Linked DNA regions of Homo sapiens: region 2 is linked to region 1. Evidence: read pairs that join two places in POLR2A ChIA-PET (ENCODE). Cell type or tissue: OCI-LY7. All regions are shown on one strand. Links, peaks and the distances in the headings refer to the core of each region. The heading gives the core; the rest is flanking DNA.

Region 1 (9,810 bases), core at 549-8,548:
TGTTGGCCAGGCTGGTCTCAAACTCCTGATCTCAAGTGATCCATCCACTTCGGCCTTCCAAAGTGCTGGGATTATAGGCATGAGCCACTGCACCCAGCCAACATAAGCTTTTTTATTTTTTGTTCATGAAGCACAGTCTAAAGAGTGGTAGAATACTTCTTTTTTAAATGCTTTTTTTCTTTTTTTTTTTGAGACAGAGTCTCACTGTCACCCAGGCTGGAGTGCAGAGGTGCAGTCTCTGCTGACTGCATCCTCCGCCTCCCGGGTTCAAGTGATTCTCCTGCCTCTGCCTCCCGAGTAGCTGGGATTACAGGCACCCACCACCACACCTGGCTAATTTTTGTATTTTTAGTAGAGATGGGGTTTCACCATGTTGCCCTGGCTGGTCTTGAACTCCTGACCTCAAGTGATCCTCCAGTGTTGGCCTCCCAAAGTGCTGGGATTATAGGCATGAGCCACTGCACCCAACCTAAATGGTCTTTCTTAACTCTGCCAGCTATGTTGTACTAAATTATCCTTGACAACATTTCTTCAGTGCCTGCTCTGAGCAGTGGATGCCAATAGGATAAGGACAGATTAGCATAGACTGCAAAATTCACTTCCTCAAAGAAGAACATAATGAAGAAGCCATTACAAAGACGGCCGACCAGTACTTGATTATGGAATATAAAATTATTACAGATTGAAAGGATGACATGGAAAACAGGATGAATTTATCAAGAATCAAAGAAATAATAGCCAGAAAGATGAACAGAGAAACAGAGAGGTGTAGGTGCTAAGGAGATGGAAGTCCTGGATGATTAACAATGTGGAACAACTGGGGAGAAGGTTTTGAGAAAAAGAAAGTATAAATTTAGTGTTAAGATTTTGTCAGGAGTGTTTCAGACTGATTGAAGGAGACAGTAATCAGAAGTTTTTAAAAGATTGTAGCTGCCCACTCCCAAAATAATAAGAAACAAGGAATTTGTAAAGAGATAGGAGAGCAGGAGAAGTTGTAGGTGTAGCCAGCATCATTGGTGGGGTACGTGGGTGAAGGGTTACTCTTACGATTACATGCTTTGAATATGTCAGAAATGATTTGACTGTCCTTGATTATAATAGGAGCTAGGAGAAGGAGAAGCATTAAGTGAGACTCAACAGAGGGTTAGATGGGCCATGTGACTCATGCCCCAAAAAATCAGAACTTAAAAATGGAGAAATCAGTTTGTAATTGAAAGTTTCTCGCTGCAGGGTGCCCTAGGGTATTTGACCAAAAGACTGGGTAATTATTACTTCAGATTATAATAATGTTCCACCTATCTGGGCAACTCGAAACACATGGAAGTAAGAGGAAGAGTTGATCAGGCCTGCCAGGAACTATGGCACTCAACTCATTAGAAAGCAGAAAAGTAAAAGTGAAGACAGTAATGAAAAAGCACTACATGCCCACCACCAGAATAGCTAAAATTAAAAACCTTGACCATTCCCAGTGCTGATGAGGATGCACAGCAACAGCAAAGAGCCCTCTTGCGTTACTGGAGAGCATGCGTTAGCACAGTCACTTTGGAAGGCAGTTTGACATTTTACCTACTAAAGGTGACAGTATAAATACCCTTGGACCCAGCAGTGTCACTCCTAGTTATATATCCAGCAAATACAGTCACATGTGCATCAAGTCATGTGCAAGAGTGCCTAGAGCAGCAGCATTTGTAATAACCAAAAAATTGGAAACAACCCAAATGTCAACCGTAGAATGGATAAATTTTACTGTATTCATACAGTGAAAACAAGTGAACTGCTGTAGCTACATAAAACAGCATGGATAATTCTCACAAATCATATTGAGTCAAAGAAGCCAGACACAAAAAAATAACTACATAACTCAATGCATATAAAATTTAGGAAACAGGCAAACTAGTATTTAAGGATGCGTGCTTGGGTGGAAAACGTGTCATAAAAGTCAGGATAGCGGTTCCCTTCAGGAGAATGAGAGAGAGAGAGAAAGTAGTGATTGAGAGGGACACAAAGGAAGATTTCTGGGGTTGGTTTGTTTCTTGACTTGAGTGGTATTAAATATGTAATAATTCATTTTTGTGCTTTTCTGGGTGTGATGCTTCACCATAAAAAAGGTTAGAAAGTGACAGGAGTGAGGGTGGAGGGCAAGAGTTCCCTCCAGGTCCTCTGATTTCCCCTGACCTTGTTCTAACTTCTCTGCCTGCCCCCAAGAAGCCAATATAGAAATTTATTTTCCCATGGCACATCAGTCCTTCATTTAAGTAGTATTAAGTGGAATTTTAAAAAGCCATGTACACCCCTGCCCAATTATCTGACATCTTAAAGACTTTTACTAAACTTCAGTTATAATTTATTTGAGTTATAAAGATTGATGGAGATGTATAGTTGGGATCCTCATCTTTAGTAGAGGTATACATCTTAATCTTCTTGCTTAGATTGTAAACTTCATGAGATCTGGAAATGACTTTCTTTTAATCCCTCCTGTTGCTTACTATATAATAAGTGTTCAGCAAATAGTCAAAAGCATCGTTCTTACAGGGAGGTGTAAAATCAGTAATTTTCTTAATAGTTATTGGTTTTATTGCTCAGTGTCTATTCCATACCAGACGTACATTTAGCCTGTAGCCATGTTCATTGAATGTTAAAAATGATGTTGCTGTACAAAATTTTTAATTCCATTACCAAGCCTATTTCCTATGTTGATTTTTGCCTTAAAGATAATGCAACTGCACTTGCATATGTCCTCCTAATTATGGCTAGTCTGTTTTGCTTTGCTCAGTTTTGCTTTGTTTTTAAGTTACTGGAGTTTGGCTAAAATTTCTAATTAATTACCTCTTTCTTTCCCATTCAAGACCTTTATCTCCAGAACTTTAGGAAATGGAGTACTGAAGTCATGGACATTGTTTTAGGTAGCATATTGTCAGGAACTAAAGGCGCTTTACTTGCCCTGTGACATCGCCTCCTGGTTCAAAAATCTGTGGTTTAAAAAAAAAAAAATCTGTGCATTCTATCTAATACGCCAGAAAGGTCCTTTGTATTCAGTTTCGCATGTAATTGCAGACTGAACTTTTAAAATTTAGCTTTATTATAAACAAATGCATCTCTTATATACCTCACCACTACAGTCTTTATTCTAGCTAGCCATTTAATTTTCTCTTCATACTTTGAATCAGTATAATCTGTCTATAGACTCCCTGATGCTTTGTTCCTATGATAAAGTTATTTATCTGAGAAACATTATTTTCTGTAGTGAAAGGCACTGAAAATCTGTAGCTTCCTCTAGCTGTTCTTTGAACTACTGTAGAGCACTTACATTTAAAAACTATTTAGGTAAAATTTAGTTAGAGATTTCATAGAGTTTTGTCTAATGGATACACTTCCCGAAGTGATCCTTGGGCCAAGCTGAATGGATTTGACTAGGGTCAGGACAGACTGCTTCCAAGATAATTTCTGTTTGTCATGACACATAGTTCACTTTTCCTAAATTGAATTGTCCTATTCCTAAGTGAATTACTTCACTCATCTGCCTAGTCCCTGAGAAGCATTTTGTTTTATAGATTTAGTCAATCAAAAACCCTAAATAACTCTTTTGGGGACAGGCAAATTTAAATACCTAAGAGAAATTTTGTTGATCATTGTAACCCTTTGTGTCTTGCTATGTTTATCCTGGTTACATATTTTATTTGTAGCCTTAATATAATGAAGAGACCTTTCCTTTTTTTTTTTTTTTTTTGCCTTGGACTCCTGGGCTCAAGTGATCCTCCCACTTCAGCCTCCCAAGTAGCTGGAACTACAGGCTCAAGATAACATGCCTAATTTTTTTTTTTTTTTTAATTTTCTGTAGAGATAGGGTCTCCTTAGTTTGCCCAGGCTGGTCTTGAACTCCTGGCCTCAAGTGATCCTCCTGCCTCAGCCTTTCAAAGTGCTGGGATTACAGGCATGAGCCACCACACCCAGCCTTTTTCTTCTATTATTTCATTATTATAGATCATATGAAGATTTCTTTGATTCCTTTTGTGCGCTTTTATGACATCTCAATAGAGTTAATTTGGAAGTGAGACAAGATAAAACTGGTAATTTTTTTTTTCATTCAGTGGTTATTAGAGTTTGCCATGTTTTCCTTCTCTACCAAAAATACTCTATTAATGGTTCTCAACCCTAGATGCAAAATACAGTTTTGTGAGGAGCTTTTAGCTGGGCCTAACTCCTGTGATTTCATTTAATTTGTCTGGGATTGGACCTGGGCTTTGTAATTTTTTTAAAGCTCTAATGGGAAGCCAAGAATTGAGAACCCTTGCGCTAAATCCTACTCTAGCCCAAGAGATTATTTTCCCGTATTCATCTCCTATTCTGGTACCTTAAAATGTTCCCATAAAATAAATTTTTTTTTTTGTAAATATTAATAGATAGAAACGGGGGTCTCGCTGTGTTGCCCAGGCTGGTCTTGAACTCCTGGTCCCAAGCCATCCTTCCACTTCAGCCTCCCAAAGTCCTGGGATTACAGGCGTGAGCTACCACATCTGGCCAAATAAAATTTTTCTGATTTGCTGTTTTCAGCTATGACTTGTTGTCCTCCTTCTCCCCCATCAGCCAAGTCAGTTCTCAACTATTAGCAACAACGAGAAAGAGTGAAAATGAGTACCTTAAACCCACAGGTGATGAGAAGTCCTTTTAGTCAATGGGTTTAAACCACCTCTTTTACCAAACCTATATTCAAGACCACAAATTTACCCAAATGGACTAATCTGGGTTTTTACTACCTCTTAATGTTCTCGGTGGTGGTTTGGATCCTGTCATCCAGATGGTTAACACCAGGAGGTAGTAGTTCACTTCAACAAATATTCCTGAGTGTCTGCTGTAATGAAAGGCACCATGAAGAGAACAAGGAGCTCATAATCTCGTTGGGAAAGAAAGACTCATAGGGCCTGGATAATCCATGTCCTACGTATAATCCGTAGAACTGTCTGCATTTTTGCAAGTTAATGTATATGAAGTGCATAGGCACAGTGCCTGGTGCATAATAAGTTATTAATCTGTCTGTTTTTCTCTTTCAGGCATCCAAACAATTGACTCTACCCAGGCTCTGTTCCTTCCAATTGGAGCATCTGTCTCTCTTTTAGTAATGTTCTTCTTCTTTGACTCAGTTCAAGTAGTTTTTACAATATGTACAGCAGGTAAATATGAGTTTCTCTGTCTAGTCTTAACATACTAAAAGGAAAATTTTTCACCTTTATCATTGTTCAAAAATTAAGATTTATATACCATGTCATGTAAGTTTTTCCTTATAAATCTTGGCTTCGCCTTCTCCGTCTCAACCACGCCACCCTTCCCCAACTCCTCCTTGAACCTCTTGATCCACGTCATCTGTTGAGACCTGCCCACACAATCTGAAAGAAAGGCTGGAGACGTCAAAGTGCAGGAATTCTATGACACCAGAGCAGTATTGCTGTGCTTTGGCTGTGGCGCTTTTTCTAGATTACCAGAAGGTTGAGCTTGGCATAGAGGCCATTGTCAGCCTCTACCCACGTTCTTGCAGGTAGAAACATGGATAGCTAATCAAAGTGATTGGACTGTCAGCTCTTTGATGTGTTTTCAAGCTAAGTATTGATGGAAATGTAAAAAAAAATCGGCAAAATGCTACAAGACTTGTTAGGAGGTCATCCCCTGGCCTGCTGTTTATCTTTTAGGAAACTTACCTATGCTTTCCCCTACTTCAAATCAGGTACTTTTTTTTAATAATGAAGAGATTTTTTGTGCAGTATTAAAGGAAGACATTTTTCTTCTCTAGTCAATTAACCGTATCCACTTGTCTAGTGTTTGGCGGAATGAAGTTTCTATAAGTCATGCCATTTTTCTTATAATTGTTTTAAAAAATTATACCTTTTCTTTCTCTAGTTCTTGCAACGATAGCTTTTGCTTTTCTTCTCCTCCCGATGTGCCAGTATTTAACAAGACCCTGCTCACCTCAGAACAAGTAAGGACTTGGGACTTTCCTCTTAAATTATAAACTTGTATATATTTTTCTGTCATATTTGATAGCATTATTAGGATTCTCAATTTCTGTTATTGGCTGGAGCACAGAAATGCCAAAAGACCAGGAAGTGACACATTTGATCTTTAAAGCCAGAAGCTAGTACTTCCTTTTGTACCTTCTCATGTCAGAGGAAATACAAACAAAACTTAGGAAGTCTGAGTCATTGTAATGTGCTTCCTACTTAGATCATTGAAAGATGAGCAGTTTTCTTTTGAAACGGTGCTTTCATTCCTTTACTGTGAGTTGATGAAATATGAGAATAGTGGTTGAACTCAAACGTTCTTCTTTGCCTTTGGTCTTCGGTGGCCTAGATATGCTACCTACTTGCGTTTAATCCTAGTGTTCACACCTTAACTCTGAAAGTCATTGCTGCACGGAAACAAAATTCTGTGCTAATGGAGATGCTGAACGCACTTAGGAAACCAGTCATTGGTGGCAGCTGATGCTCGCAGGAATTAGTGATAACCAAAAGATTTACAATCTTCTAAATAGAGTGATACCATCTTTGGTAAATGAGTTGAATTGTTGGCATTTCTTCATTTTGTTTTCCTCATAAGAATAGAATTTCCTCCATACTTATTAGCTTTTCCAGAGGTTAATATTATCACTTCAAACTTCTAAATGCCCATGTTGATAATTGGTCCCAAAAAGACATTATCAGTTGGTGCAGAAGTATATTCCTGTGAGCTTTCCATAGGTTTCTCCAAAAAAGGATTGGGTATTTTGGATTTCCAGCTATCTTGGTATTATCTGCTATTCTAATCCAGCCATCACGAAATACCAAAGGAGAATTTGGTTACTGAATAAAGTGTGCCCACTGTCCAATAAGTGTTGTGTGTTTTCCAGGATTTCCTTTGGTTGCTGTGGACGTTTCACTGCTGCTGAGTTGCTGTCATTCTCTCTGTCTGTCATGCTCGTCCTCATCTGGGTTCTCACTGGCCATTGGCTTCTCATGGATGGTGAGTGACTAATTTGTGACAAATTGTAATTTTACTTTATAGAGTTTTATAGATACTTTAGGATATTCACAGAGCTGTACAACCATCACTACAATAAACTTTTAGAGCATTTTCACACCCACCCCCGCCAAAACAAATGAGCGGTCATTCCCCTTACCCACCTCCCCAGCCCCAGGTATCCACTAGTCTCTACTTTCTGTTTCTATGGATTTCTCCATTCTGGACATTTTCCATAAATGGAATCATACATTATGTGGCCTTTTGTGTCTGACTTGTTTCACTTAGCATGTTTTCAAGGTTCATCTGTGTTGTAACCTGTATCAGCACTTCCTTTTTATGGCTGAATACTGTTCCATTGTATGGATACACTAATTTTATTTATTCGTTTACCGGTTGTTTCCACTTTTTAGGCTATTATGAATGATGCTTCTTTGAATATTAATGTACAAGTTTTTGTGCAGACTATGCTTTTTTATATAAATGGAAGCTTCGCACAATGGCTCATGCCTGTAATCCCAGCACATTGGGAGGCTGAGGCAGGAGGATCACTTGAGACCAAGAGTTCAAGACCAGTCTGGACAACATAGCAAGATCCCATTTCTACAAAAATAAAAATCATCTGGGCATGGTACACCTGCAGTCCCAGCTACTTGGGAGGCTGAGGCGGGAGGATCCCTTGAGCCCAGGAGTTCAAGATTACAGAGAGCTATGATCATGCTACTGCACTCCAGCCTCAGCAACAGAGTGAGACCCTGTCTCTTTAAAAAGTAACAATAAGGGCTGGGCATTGTGGTTCATGCCTGTAATGGGAGGCTGAGGCAGGCGGATCACAAGGTCAGGAGATCAAGACCATCCTGGCTAAAATGGCTAAAATGGTGAGACCCCGTCTCTACTAAAAATACAAAAAATTAGCTGGGAGTGGTGGTAGGCACCTGTAGTCCCAGCTACTCGGGAGGCTGAGGCAGGAGAACTCCGGAGGTGTGAACCCGGGAGGCGGAGCTTGCAGTGAGCCAAGATCGAGCCACTGCACTCCGGCCTGGGCAACAGAGCAAGACTCCGTCTCAAAAAAAAAAAAAAAAAAAAAAAAAAAAAAAAAAAACGTAACAATAAGGAGATGGGATTAGACTGTAATATAATGCATCATATTATGCTCTATATTATATATGTAGTATATGTAATATAACATGTTATATATAACCTGCATTATGTACGTGATATACATCATACACTTTAATGATATAAATACATGTCTATATCATTACATAAAAGTATATCATATCCTTTTTAATAACTCCAGAGTATTAAGGATGAATACCTAGACATGAAATTCCTAGAACAGAATTCTTGCATTAAAAAAATCTATACCTATTATTATATTGCCTTTCAGATAGGCTATAGTAGTTTATACTCCAACCTGTAGCATATGAGAATTTCTCTTCATTGATGATAAGGATGAAGTAATAATGACAATAATACCTAGGATGAATGGAGTGCTTTTTATTGATTAGGCAGTCTGCTAGGTGCTTTACATGGATCATCTCTTTTAATCCTCAGAACAACTCTTTGAAGTAGGTACTGCTGTTTGTTTCCATTTTCAAAAGAGTAAACAAAGGTTCAGAGAACTAGCTCATCCCAGCCACAGACCCCTTATATAGAATTCATACTTACCACCAAAGCATCTTGGAGGCTGTTTCTGAAAATCACCCATAATTTTCCTGGTTTTTCCCTTAAAACCTTTTTTTGGGGGAGGGAGTTTCGCTTTTGTTGCCCAGGCTGGAGTGCAATGGTGTGATCTTGGCTCGCTGCAGCCTTCGTCTCCCGGATTCCAACTATTCTGCCTCAGCCTCCCAAGTAGCTGGGATTGTGGGCACACGCCACCATGCCCAGCTAATTTTTGTTTTGTTTTTTTTTTTAATTTTTGTATTTTTTAGTAGAGACGGGGTTTCACCATGTTGGTCAGGCTAGTCTCGAACCCCTGACCTCAGGTGATCCACCCGCCTCAGCCTCCCAAAGTTCTGGGATTACAGGCGTGAGCCACCACGCCCAGCTTTTTTTTTTTTTTTTTTTAAATAGAGACAGGGTGTCTTCATGTTGCCCAGGCTGGTCTTGAACTCCTGGACCCAGGCGATCCTCCCGCCTCGGCCTCCCAAAGTGCACAGGCATGAGCCACTGTGCCTGGCCTCCCCCAGCTTTTTTTGTTTTGTTTGGAGACAGGGCCTTACTCTGTTGCTCAGGCTGGAGTGCAGTGGCATGATCAGTGCTTACCCAACTCTTGAACTCAAGCAGTCCTCCCACCTCTGCCTCTCAAGTACACAGACACAAGCCACCATACCCAGACAATTTTTTTTATTATTATTTTATAGAGATGGGTCTCACTATGTTACCCAGGCTGGTCTTGAACTCCTGGCCTCAAGCAGTCCTCCCAAAGTGCTGGGATGGGGCCAGTGCATTGGCTCCCAGCACTTTGAGAGGCCAGGATGGGAGGATTGCTTGAGGCGAGGAGTTCAAGACCAGCCTGGGCAACATAGTGAGACTGCATCTCTACAAAGCACTGGGATTACAAGCATGTACTGAGCCACGAGGCCCAGCCCCTTGAGATGTTTTTAAACTTTTCTTTTAAACCGTATCATTCTGTTTCCACTTCTTTTTTTTTTTTTGAGATGGAGTCTCACTCTGTTGCCCAGGCTGGAGTGCAGTGGCACGATCTCAGCTCACTGCAACCTCCGCCTCCTAGGTTCAAGTGATTCTCCTGCCTCAGCCTCCTGAGTAACTGGGATTACAGGTGCCCACCACCACACCTTGCTAATTTTTTTTTTTTTTTTT
Region 2 (9,810 bases), core at 516-8,515, 140 kb after region 1:
GGGTCTCACTCTGTCACTGTGGCTAGAGTACAGTGGTGCAATCATAGTTCACTGCAGCCTCAAACTCTTGGGCTCAAGCAATCCTCCTGACTTGGCCTCCCAAAGTGCTGCAATTACAGATGTGAACCACTACACCTGGCCCTGCCATGTACTTACTATATGACCTTTGGACAAGTCATTTCCTCTCTCTTGAGCCTTCCTCATTTCTTTTTTTTCCAGACAGAGTCTTCCTCCGTCACCCAGGCTGGAGTGCAGAGGCACAATCTCAGCTCACTGCAACCTCCACCTCCTGGGTTCAAGCAATTCTCATGCCTCAGCCTCCCGAGTAGCTGGGGTTACAGGCGCCCACCACCACACCCAGCTAATTTTTGTATTTTTAGTAGAGATGGGTCTCACTGTGTTGGCCTGGCTGGTCTCAAACTCCTGACCTCAAGTGATCCACCCACCTTGGCTTCCCAAAGTGCTGGGATTACATGTGTGAGCCACTGTGCCTGGCCAAGCCTTCCTCATTTCTAAAATTGTTGTGGTGGGGTTGGGGGGAGTTGATGATGCTAACCTTCACAGGTAGCTGTGAAGATAAGAAGACACTTTGTCCACTGTGCAGTGGGCTCTAGACTGAGGCCTCAAGTGCTATTGTTGCCTCTCAAAAACAGCTGGAGGTAAAGGCTGACCTCCTGGAGGCTCTCACTGAACTGACTCCAAGCCACTCCTATCACCTGTGGCTGATGTTAACCACAAGCTGACCCTCACTTTCCCTCTCCCCAGGCCCCAGAGAAAGCCTATAGGGGCTCCAAGCCCTCTCAGAGAGAAGGAGGGAGACACATGACTGGAGTAGGAGTGAGGAATAGACACAGCCCTATCTTAGGAACCTAGGCTTAGTGCAATTAAATCCATGACCCAAACCACCATGGCCTCTCTCCCCATCTCAACCACAGGAACTGGCCGGGCGTGGTAGCTCACTCCTGTAATCCCAGCACTTTGGGAGGTTGAGGCGGATGGATCACTTGAGGTCAGGAGTTCGAGACCAGCCTGGCCAACGTGGTGAAACTCCATCTCTACTAACAATACAAAAATTAGCCAGGTGCGGTGGCAGGCACCTGTAATTCCAGCTATTCAGGAGGCTGAAGCACGTGAATGGCTTGAATCTTGGAGGCAGAGGTTGCAGTGAGCCAAGATCATACCACTGCACTCTAGTCTGGGTGACAGAGTGACACTGTGTCTCAAAATAAACAAACAAACCACAGGAGCTAAGGAAGCCTCTGAAGTCCGGAGGCTGGTGATACCATTCATTCACTCATTCATTCATTCATTAAATACTGTGATCCTGCTATGTGCAAAGCAGTATGGGAACAGGGATAGCCTATCTGTATTAGGAGACGTGTTTCTACAGCTGGAAAAATGGGAAGGATGGGACAGAGCTGTGGGTTTTATCCACATTTGCCTCCTCCACAAGGCATGTTTCTTCTCAAGCTCAGGGTAAGGAGCAGAAAGCCTGTTTCTTAAAATAGTCTTCCAAGACCTAAAGCCCCATGTCATCATGCCTCTGCCGAGTTAATTTCTGACATCACATCTTCTCTAGACAGCTGGGTGGCATGTCCTTAGCTGGCCACAAAGAGGGAGTACGGAAGATCCTTTGACATTCAGCTCCTTCCCTTAATAGCCATCCTCACCTGGCTCAGAATCAGCTTTCAAAGTACCTTACCCAGGCCCTCATTCAATTACCCTATTAATAATAGCAATAACATTAATGAAGGCTGCCCTTTATCCAGCACTCACTATGAGCCAGGCATTTGATATCCTTAATCTTGTGTAAGCCTCCTAATAACTGCAAAGCAGTTTTTGTCAATCTCATTCCTGGATGAAGAAACCAAGACCAGAGAGAGAAAATAACATGCCCAAGGACACAGAGATCGAAAGTGACAGAGCCAGGATTAGAACTTGCATCTCTGCTGTCTCCCAAGCCACCATTCCACACCTTAGCCTCAAAACCACGCTGTCTCCATGCATATGCAATAAGGATGCTCTATGAGGTCACTGGGAGAGTTTTCATCCCTGTTTCCTTTAAGGTAGGAATTCATCTTTGTGCCTTCAGTGTGATTCTGAACACTGGCTCTCTGAGACTATTACAAATGAAAAGGAAGAAGGCCTTGGTAGTTAATCAACAATAACAACAAAGAAGAAGAATAACTAACACTGATAGAGTTAGCAAGGGCTCCGTGCCAGGCCTGGGCCAAGCTCTCTCTATCTCTCCGTATCTCATTTAATCTCCCAAGCACCCTGATGATCCCTACATTGCAGGTAAAGAAATAGACTTGGCCAAGCACGGTGGCTCATGCCTGTCATCCCAGCACTTTGGGAGGCTGAAACAGGTGGATCACTTGAGCCCAGGATTTCCAGACTGCCCGGGCAACATAGTGAGACCCTGTCTCTATTATAAAATATATTTTTTAAAAAAGAAATAGACTTAATGAGGTTAAGCAATTCACTTAAGTTAAAAACAAATGAAACTTGGGGAGTCATGAAAAATATACTTCCCCAGGGCTGTATTTTTCTCTAAGCAGATCTTAACTAAAAGTTTCTGTATTCAGAACCCCATCTGCCTTCTCTTGGTTCTGACCCTGCCTCTAAGGACAGAAATCTCAATACGGAGAAAAGGGAAGAAAAGATTAATTCCTCTCTGTCACAGGAGACTGGAGGCTCTGACACGAAAGTCCCAGCCTGGGTTTGCTGTTGTTGCTCACGTAGATGACTTCGAGGTGTCAGATGGAAGCCCAAACTGAATGTGCTGGGCTTTAAAGTAAAAGCCCGCAGCTGAGAGGCAAGAGCTTCCACAGGGAGGTAGTAAATATTTGATGGGAACTTCCAGCTCCTCCTGACTCAGGTGACCCTGGTGACATTTCAGAACATTGGGCCGGAGAATTCACTTAATGACTGAGAAATTAGAAGGAGAAACAAAAGCACGTCGCTACAATGCTCGGAGCTCAGAAAGGGCTCATGTAGGCAAATTCTGCAAGACAGGAAAGAAAGGACTCTTTTTTTTTTTTTTTTTCAGGAGCTGAGTCAGATCAGCTGCAAACTGAGTAACCAGAAAGTGTATGATTCTAGGCCAATGACCTACCCTTCCAAACTGCTAGGTACAGCCAGGGCCCTGGCTATCTGGTTCACTGTTGTCTTCCTGGTGTCTAGCAAATGTCTGAACAAACAAACCACAGGAACTAAGGAAACCCCTGAAGGTTTCCTTAATAAATGCTCAAGAAATAATTGATAAATGAATGAATTGGTATCACCCATTCAACAACCCAGCATTCCTGCTGCAACCCAGCCCCAATCCAAAGACCACTCGTGCCCTGGCAGCCTACACCTCCTCATTAACACAAAGCACTGCAGTGAACTCCCCTGACACATCGCCTCACTAACTCTCACGGCTCTGCATCCACATCTCTACTCCAGAGAACTGTTTCCAGCTAACTCGGCTAACGAGGGCTCCCTGCAGGAACAAAGCCACACACCACTGCCCTATGGCCCCACCACAGCAGCACCACGCAACCCAAATCCATGTGCGGCTGCCTTCATGTCAGACCTCCACCAGCATCAGCCACTGCCGAGTAGTATTTTGAAAAGAAATGTGCAGATCTGAAGCAAAACACACAGGGCCTCCTTGGAATTCTGATCCGGCGTGGCAAGCCAGGAGCTTGAAACAGCTTCTTTATGCTAGATCTCAGCACAGAAAGGCACAGCCCCCCCTGTTTCCCTACAAACCACGCAAACGCTCTAATCAGACCTCTGCATGACACCTCTCGGAGGCTGCCACAGAACTGTCTCAAAGCTGTGCCAATGAGTTTGACTTGATTACAGACTCCGAACTAGGGGAAACCCTGGCTTTTTTGCTCAGGAGTTCAGAGGTTTCCTTCTACTGAGCCTGTTTCCCCAGCAGCACAGCCTCAAACTGTAGACCTATATTGTGACTACGGAGCTGCTTTTAAAGGGCAGGCTCCCAGGTGCCTGGGACTCTTGAGGGAAAGGCCTGAGGGAACCACTGATGACCTCTTTGTGGCCTTTCTCACCCTTCCAATGGCATCCCTAGAGTGACAGCCTCCTTAAACCACCCCAAAGTTCCAGTTTGAGCCACAGCTCTGCATGCCCCTCCATGCCTACCCAGACACCTCTTCTCTTTCCTCATATTTTTGGATCTCCTAACTTTTCTCAGGCCTTCAGGGACATGATAGGCAGTGGCCAGTGTCCCTCGCCCTCAAGTAATTCTGTGTTCTCTGAGGTCCCCTCTCTTGACCCCCAGACTCCAAACCGCTTGCTCTCCTGAGTCCCTCCCTGGCGGTACTGGCCAGAGGCCAGAGGAGTGGGTTTGGCGCCACCTGCTCGGAGCGCCCCTCCTTGACCCCCGCAAATCTCCAGGACGGTCGTAGAGGTCGCTCTCTTCCAGGACTGGCGGGTTCTGGCGGGTATGAGGGAGGCTAGCGGGGAGGGCCTTGCCCCAAGAGGCCCGGAGCGTGGACAGCGCACGGGGTGCTGAATCAGGCACGGGGAGGAGGAGTGCCGGCAAGGGCGCCGGCCCGGGGAGGACGAGGTGAGCCGAGGCGTGATCCGTGGGGGACCACGGGCCGCGGGAGGAGGCTGTGGACGCGCAACCGCGGCCGGCAGGGTCCCGAGCGCCTTTCCCGGGAGCGCTGACGGGAGGCGCGGCCCTTACCTGGCCAAAGGCGGAGCTGAGCATGGGGCGCAGCCGGTGGAGGAACGGGTCCGCCTCGGACGCGGCGGCTGGAACGGAGTCCCCGCGGCCCCGGGCTCGCAGAGAGCCCCGGAGGCCGAGCGCCGGGGACAGTCCCCGTTCCTCCCCATCCCGCCCGCGGGCCGGCGGCAGCGGCGACGACGGCGAAGGTCGGGACGCCGCGGCCGGCAGCGCCTCCCGGGGCCTGCAGTGCGCCTGGGGGAGCACACGCTGGCTCCCCCGCGCGCCCTCCTCTCGCGGCGCCGGCCGGCACAGGGGCCTCCGCGAACTGGGGTCCCCGGACGACTGCGGCGTCGCCGGGCAGGAGCCGGGTAGCCGGCGGCTAGGCAGCCCCGGGTCCCGGGCAGGGCCGTGGCGGGGAGCCCGGCTGCCCCCGCTCGCCGCCGCCGCCGCCGCCTTCAGCAGCGACGTCTTGGACTCGCTTTTGGCGATGTGCGAGCTCATCGCGGCGGGGCCCGCGCTCGCATGGCCCGGCGGGGGCGGCGCGGTGCGGCGCGGCGCGGGGCCCCCGGCGGGCAGAGAACGGGGCTCCCGGCGGGAGCCAAGCCCGAGGACGCGCTGGAGGCGGGCGCCGTCCCCCGGCCGCTTAAATGCGGCCCCGTCGCCGCCGCCCATGTGACAGCGCAGCCTCTACGCCCGGAGCCCGGAGCTCCCGGCGGCTGGCGGTGCAGATCTGGGGGCGCTGCCGGCTGTCCCCGGAGAGCCCACCCCCGGCTCCCTGGCGGCCCAGGTACCGCCGCGCCCCGCCCCTTGCCCCGCCCCGCCCTGGGGGAGCCCCGCTTCCGGGCGGCCCCTGGCGGCGAAGGGGACGCTGCAACGCGGAGCGGGAGCACGAGGAGGGAAGGGGCTTGGCAATGGGCCCCAAAGAGGCCGAGACCCCGGGAGTGCCGGCAGCGCTCTTTATCACGCCTGGAGGCTCCTGCAGAGCCCCGGAACCGCCCGAACCTCCAGAAATGCAGGCAGGGTGCACTCCCCAGGGGGTACAACTTTGGCAATGAGGACTACAGAGGTCCGGGGAGAACCGGAGACCCGAGGAGCATGAAGGCACTCTGTGACATCACTGCCTACAAACGCAGGGGCCGGAATGCAGTGACAGGACACTGCTGGGAGGAAAGTCTCCCAGCGCCTCCGTGTGGGGCTGCCTCCACTCCCAATACCGTGCGGGGGGACTAGGACGACCCTGGTAAGTCAGCCACAGGATATCAGTTCTCAGAATAGAAGAGAAGCCAGGTCTGGCAGCACCTGATGATGGTAAGTCTCAGGTAGGACCCATTTGCTCCCCCTCCAGCTCTTGTCCCCTCTTTCACCTTCCTGCCTTTCTAGATGCTACAGAAATTCCTGCTCTCGGTGGGCAGCCAGGGAGCGTCCCAGGCCTTATCTGAATCTCAAATCCCAGCTCTGCCACCTACCATCTGGGTAACTTGGGCAGGTGTCATCAACCTCTCTGAGCCTTGTTCTCCTCTTCTGTAAAATGCAGATGATAAGCATAACTAATTTCTTGGTAACAGCAGACGATACTATGCACACAAAAGGCCTAGCCCAGTGCTCGGACAGGGGACCATCCAGTTAAGCCAGTTCCCTTCCCCCTGCACATCGTGAGGCCCCATCTACCATTCTTCTTTAGTATCCGGTGCTTGAGCTTTGCGGGGGGCTGGAGGGGTTCCTCCCAGGCTCTCCCTGTTCTGGTCCCTGGCCCCAATGCCATCCACAGTCTTGTCACCGCTCGGCCTCATTAAAAGGATACACGAGGCCGGGCACAGTGGCTCGCACCTGTAATCCCAGCACTTTGGGAGGCCAAGACCGGCGGATCACTTGAGGTCAGGAGTTCGAGACCAGCCTGGCCAACATGGTGAAACCCTGTCTCTACTAAAAATACAAAAATTAGCCAGGCGTGGTGGTGGGCGCCTGTAATCCCAGCCACTTGTAGGCATGAGAATAACTTGAACCCGGGAAGTGAAAGTTGCAGTGAGCCGAGATTGGGTCACTACACTCCAGCCTGGGCAACAGAGTGAGACCCTGTCTCAAAAAAAAAAAAAAAAAAAAAAAAAAAGAAGGGTACACAAACAGATTGCCGATATTACACTTCACTCATGCCAAGAGTTCATCCTTCTCTGCACTGTCTGCTTCTTTACAGAGTGTTGCTCTGTCACCAGGCTGGAGTGCAGTGGCACGATCTCGGCTCACTGCAACCTCTGCCCCCCAGGTTCAAGCGATTCTCCTGCCTCAGCCTCCCGAGTAGCTGGGATTACAGGCACCCGCCACCACACCCAGCTAATTTTTTGTATTTTTAGTAGAGATGGGGTCTCACCATGTTAGCCAGGATGGTCTCGATCTCCTGACCTCATGATCTGCCCGCCTTGGCCTCCCAAAATGCTGGGATTACAGGCGTGAGCCACCGCGCTGGGCCCTGTGTGCCTCTTTTACTTATCCATAGGCAAGGAATTAAGGAAAATGGATGGGCTGGGAAAGCAACTGCCCAGAGGCTAAAGTAAACTAGGAAAGTGTGGCAAATTGTTCCCCAGATCAGCTACCCTTAAGGGACTGAATTGCCATATCAAAGCCACTCAGGTTCCTAAAGCCCAAATCCTGAAGCAGCCTGGGGCGTTGCAGCCCTGAAGGCTCATTGCAGGGTCCTCTGGGATATGCAGGGTGTAATGAGTCCACCCTTTGAGTTCGAGGTCAGTCAATGTCTTACCTGCTCCAGCCCTCAGAATAATCAGTGTTTGGCAGGATTAAAAACAAAGGCACATTCAATATAAATCACAGGAGATAAAGAACCTTATCAGAAACCCTCAGGAGCCAATGAGAGGCAGAGGACTGCTGGGTATTCTAAATCCCTGCTGTGCCACTGTTGGTAACCTTTCTGAAATGCCCTAAATATTTTTGGGCAAGACCTCGGTCACCAACTAGTTTTTGAAAAACTGAAGAATCTGATTATGTTACCTATGATTACTAGAGTAAATAAATAAAAATTATGTCCATGAAGCAAATGGATGAAACACCTTCACTCATATCCCAGATAATCCTGGATGTATGCCAGGATTCCATTTCATTTGTAAAGTGTATTAATTTGGTCACTTATTTGACAAATATGTATCCAACCAGGCACTGCAGTAGTCATCTTGGATACAAAGATTGATCCATTCATTCAACAAATAATTGAGTGCCTGTTATCTGCCAGGCAGTGTTCTAGGTACCAGGGATATGATAGCAAACAAAATGGTCTCTATCCTCAGCAACAAATAAACAAATACATAAACGCATGGAAAAGTAATGGTGACAAACTGGTGGTGTTTCTGCCATGGGGAGAAATAAAGCAGGTAAGAGACTAGGGTTTAACGGGCGGTGCTATTTTATTTATTTATTTAATATTTTTACATAGAGACAGGGTCTTGCTATGTTGGCCAGGTTGGTCTTAAACTCCTGACATCAAGCAATCTTCCCACCTCGGCCTCCTAAAATGCTGGGATTACAGGCATGAACCACTGTGCCCAACTTAGGGTGCTCTTTTAGAGAGCGATTAGGGAAGGCCTCTCTGCAGAGGGAATATCTGAGTAGAAACTCAAATGAAGTAAAGGAGGAAGTCATGTATATATCTGGGAGAAGAGCTTCCCTGGCAGAGGGAGGCTGTTCAAAAGCCCTGAGGAGGGAATAGCTTGGCATGTTCCAGGAGAAGCGGAGATAAAGGAGGCTGGAGTGAGCGAGGGGGAAAGTAGGAGAGATGAAACTGGAGAGGAGGCCGGGCATGGTGGCTCAAGCCTGTAATCCCAGCACTTTGGGAGGCCTAGGCGGGTGGATCACGAGGTCAGGAGATCGAGACCATCCCGGCTAACACGGTGAAACCCCGTCTCCACTAAATATACAAAAAAAAAAAAAAATTAGCCGGGCGTTGTGGCGGGCACCTGTAGTCCCAGATACTCGGGAGGCTGAGGCAGGAGAATGGCGTGAACCCAGGGGGCAGAGCTTGCAGTGAGCCGAGATCGCGCCACTGCACTCCAGCAGCCTGGGTGACAGAGCGAAACTCCGTCTCAAAAAAAAAAAAAAAAAAAAAAACAGAAACTGGAGAGGAAAGCAGGAAAGCAGGGGCCAAAAATGTCAAGGCTTTGGGTTTCCTCTAAGTGTGAAGGGAAGCCACTGGTGGGTTTGCAGCAGTGGGTGGCATATGATAGTTGACATTATTAAAGCACCACTGGGGCCAGGTACAATGGCTCATGCCTGTAACCCCAGCACTTTGGGAGGCCAAGGCAGGAGGAATCGCCTGATGTTAAGAGTTCAAGACTAGCCTAGGCAACATGGTGCAACCTCATCTCTACCAAAGAAATATATACAAAAATTAGCCGGGCTTGCTGGCATGAACCTGTAGTCCCAGCTACTTGGGAGTCTCAGGTGGGAAGATGGCTTGGGCCCTGGAGCCAGAGACTGCAGTGAGCTAAGATCCCACCACTGCACTCCAGCCTGGGCAAAAGAGCCAAACCCTGTCTCAAAAAAAAAAAAAGGCAGAGGGTCAGGGGAGAAAACCAACTAAACTATAATGGGAAACGTGTAATAAGGGGATTATGAGCTAAGTTATATGGGAGAACCCTAAGGGGAGCTAGAGAAAGCATTAGAGGATGTCACATTTGAGCTGCTTTTTGAAGAATAAGTGAAATTCCATCAGATGAATAAGGAGGGCCAAAGGAAGGTCATGCCAGGCAGGGGACATAGATTAAGTCAGGGTTGGGAGTGTGAACCTGCATGGCGTGCTTGGGAATCATTTGGCGATTGAAGGGGGAGGGAAAATGAGGGCTGGGAAATGGGCCTAGAAGGGTGGTTTGGAACTAGACCATGAAAGATCTTGAGTGTGACATTCAGCAGTTTGTACTTTATTTTATTGGCAATGGAGAATGCTTGAAGGTTTTGTGAGCTTGTGTAGGATGCAAGCAGAACTGTGTTTTTGAAATGATGCTTCAAAATGCAATGCAAAATGCAAGCAGAACTGTGGTTTTTTTTGGTTTTTGCTTTTTGTTTTTGAGATGGAGTCTCACTCTGTCACCTAGGCTGGAGTGAAGTGGTCCAACCTCCGCCTC

Evidence for each region. Peaks named below come from ENCODE experiments on the same cell type or tissue, not always from the same donor. Only the 100,000 strongest peaks of a DNase experiment are listed, where the experiment ranks them.
Region 2: POLR2A ChIA-PET joins it to region 1 with 10 read pairs; 4 of 35 experiments call an interaction of 5 or more read pairs at or near these places.

The regions. Positions count from the first base shown.
Region 1 is chr12:120,779,832-120,789,641 of GRCh38, reverse strand. SPPL3 (signal peptide peptidase like 3) reads left to right here. Exons shown (of 11, transcript NM_139015.5): 4 at 5,049-5,168; 5 at 5,890-5,968; 6 at 6,875-6,987. Among named protein-coding and RNA genes, the nearest start is that of ACADS, 59 kb to the right of the region's middle. RefSeq lists an enhancer at 5,401-6,600. In OCI-LY7, for the core only: no CTCF peak of the experiment used is centred there; no DNase peak of the experiment used is centred there.
Region 2 is chr12:120,636,235-120,646,044 of GRCh38, reverse strand. CABP1 (calcium binding protein 1) reads right to left here and starts at 5,419. Exons shown (of 6, transcript NM_001033677.2): 1 at 4,706-5,419. The coding sequence starts at 5,359. It overlaps CABP1-DT (CABP1 divergent transcript), which reads left to right and starts at 5,523. Exons shown (of 2, transcript NR_183426.1): 1 at 5,523-5,995. RefSeq lists silencers at 4,440-4,539, 4,760-4,929, 4,940-5,039, 5,260-5,559 and an enhancer at 7,031-7,532. In OCI-LY7, for the core only: CTCF peaks have their summits at 4,416 and 5,569 (motif pointing left); DNase peaks (open chromatin) are centred at 4,934 and 5,504; H3K4me3 peaks cover 2,210 bases.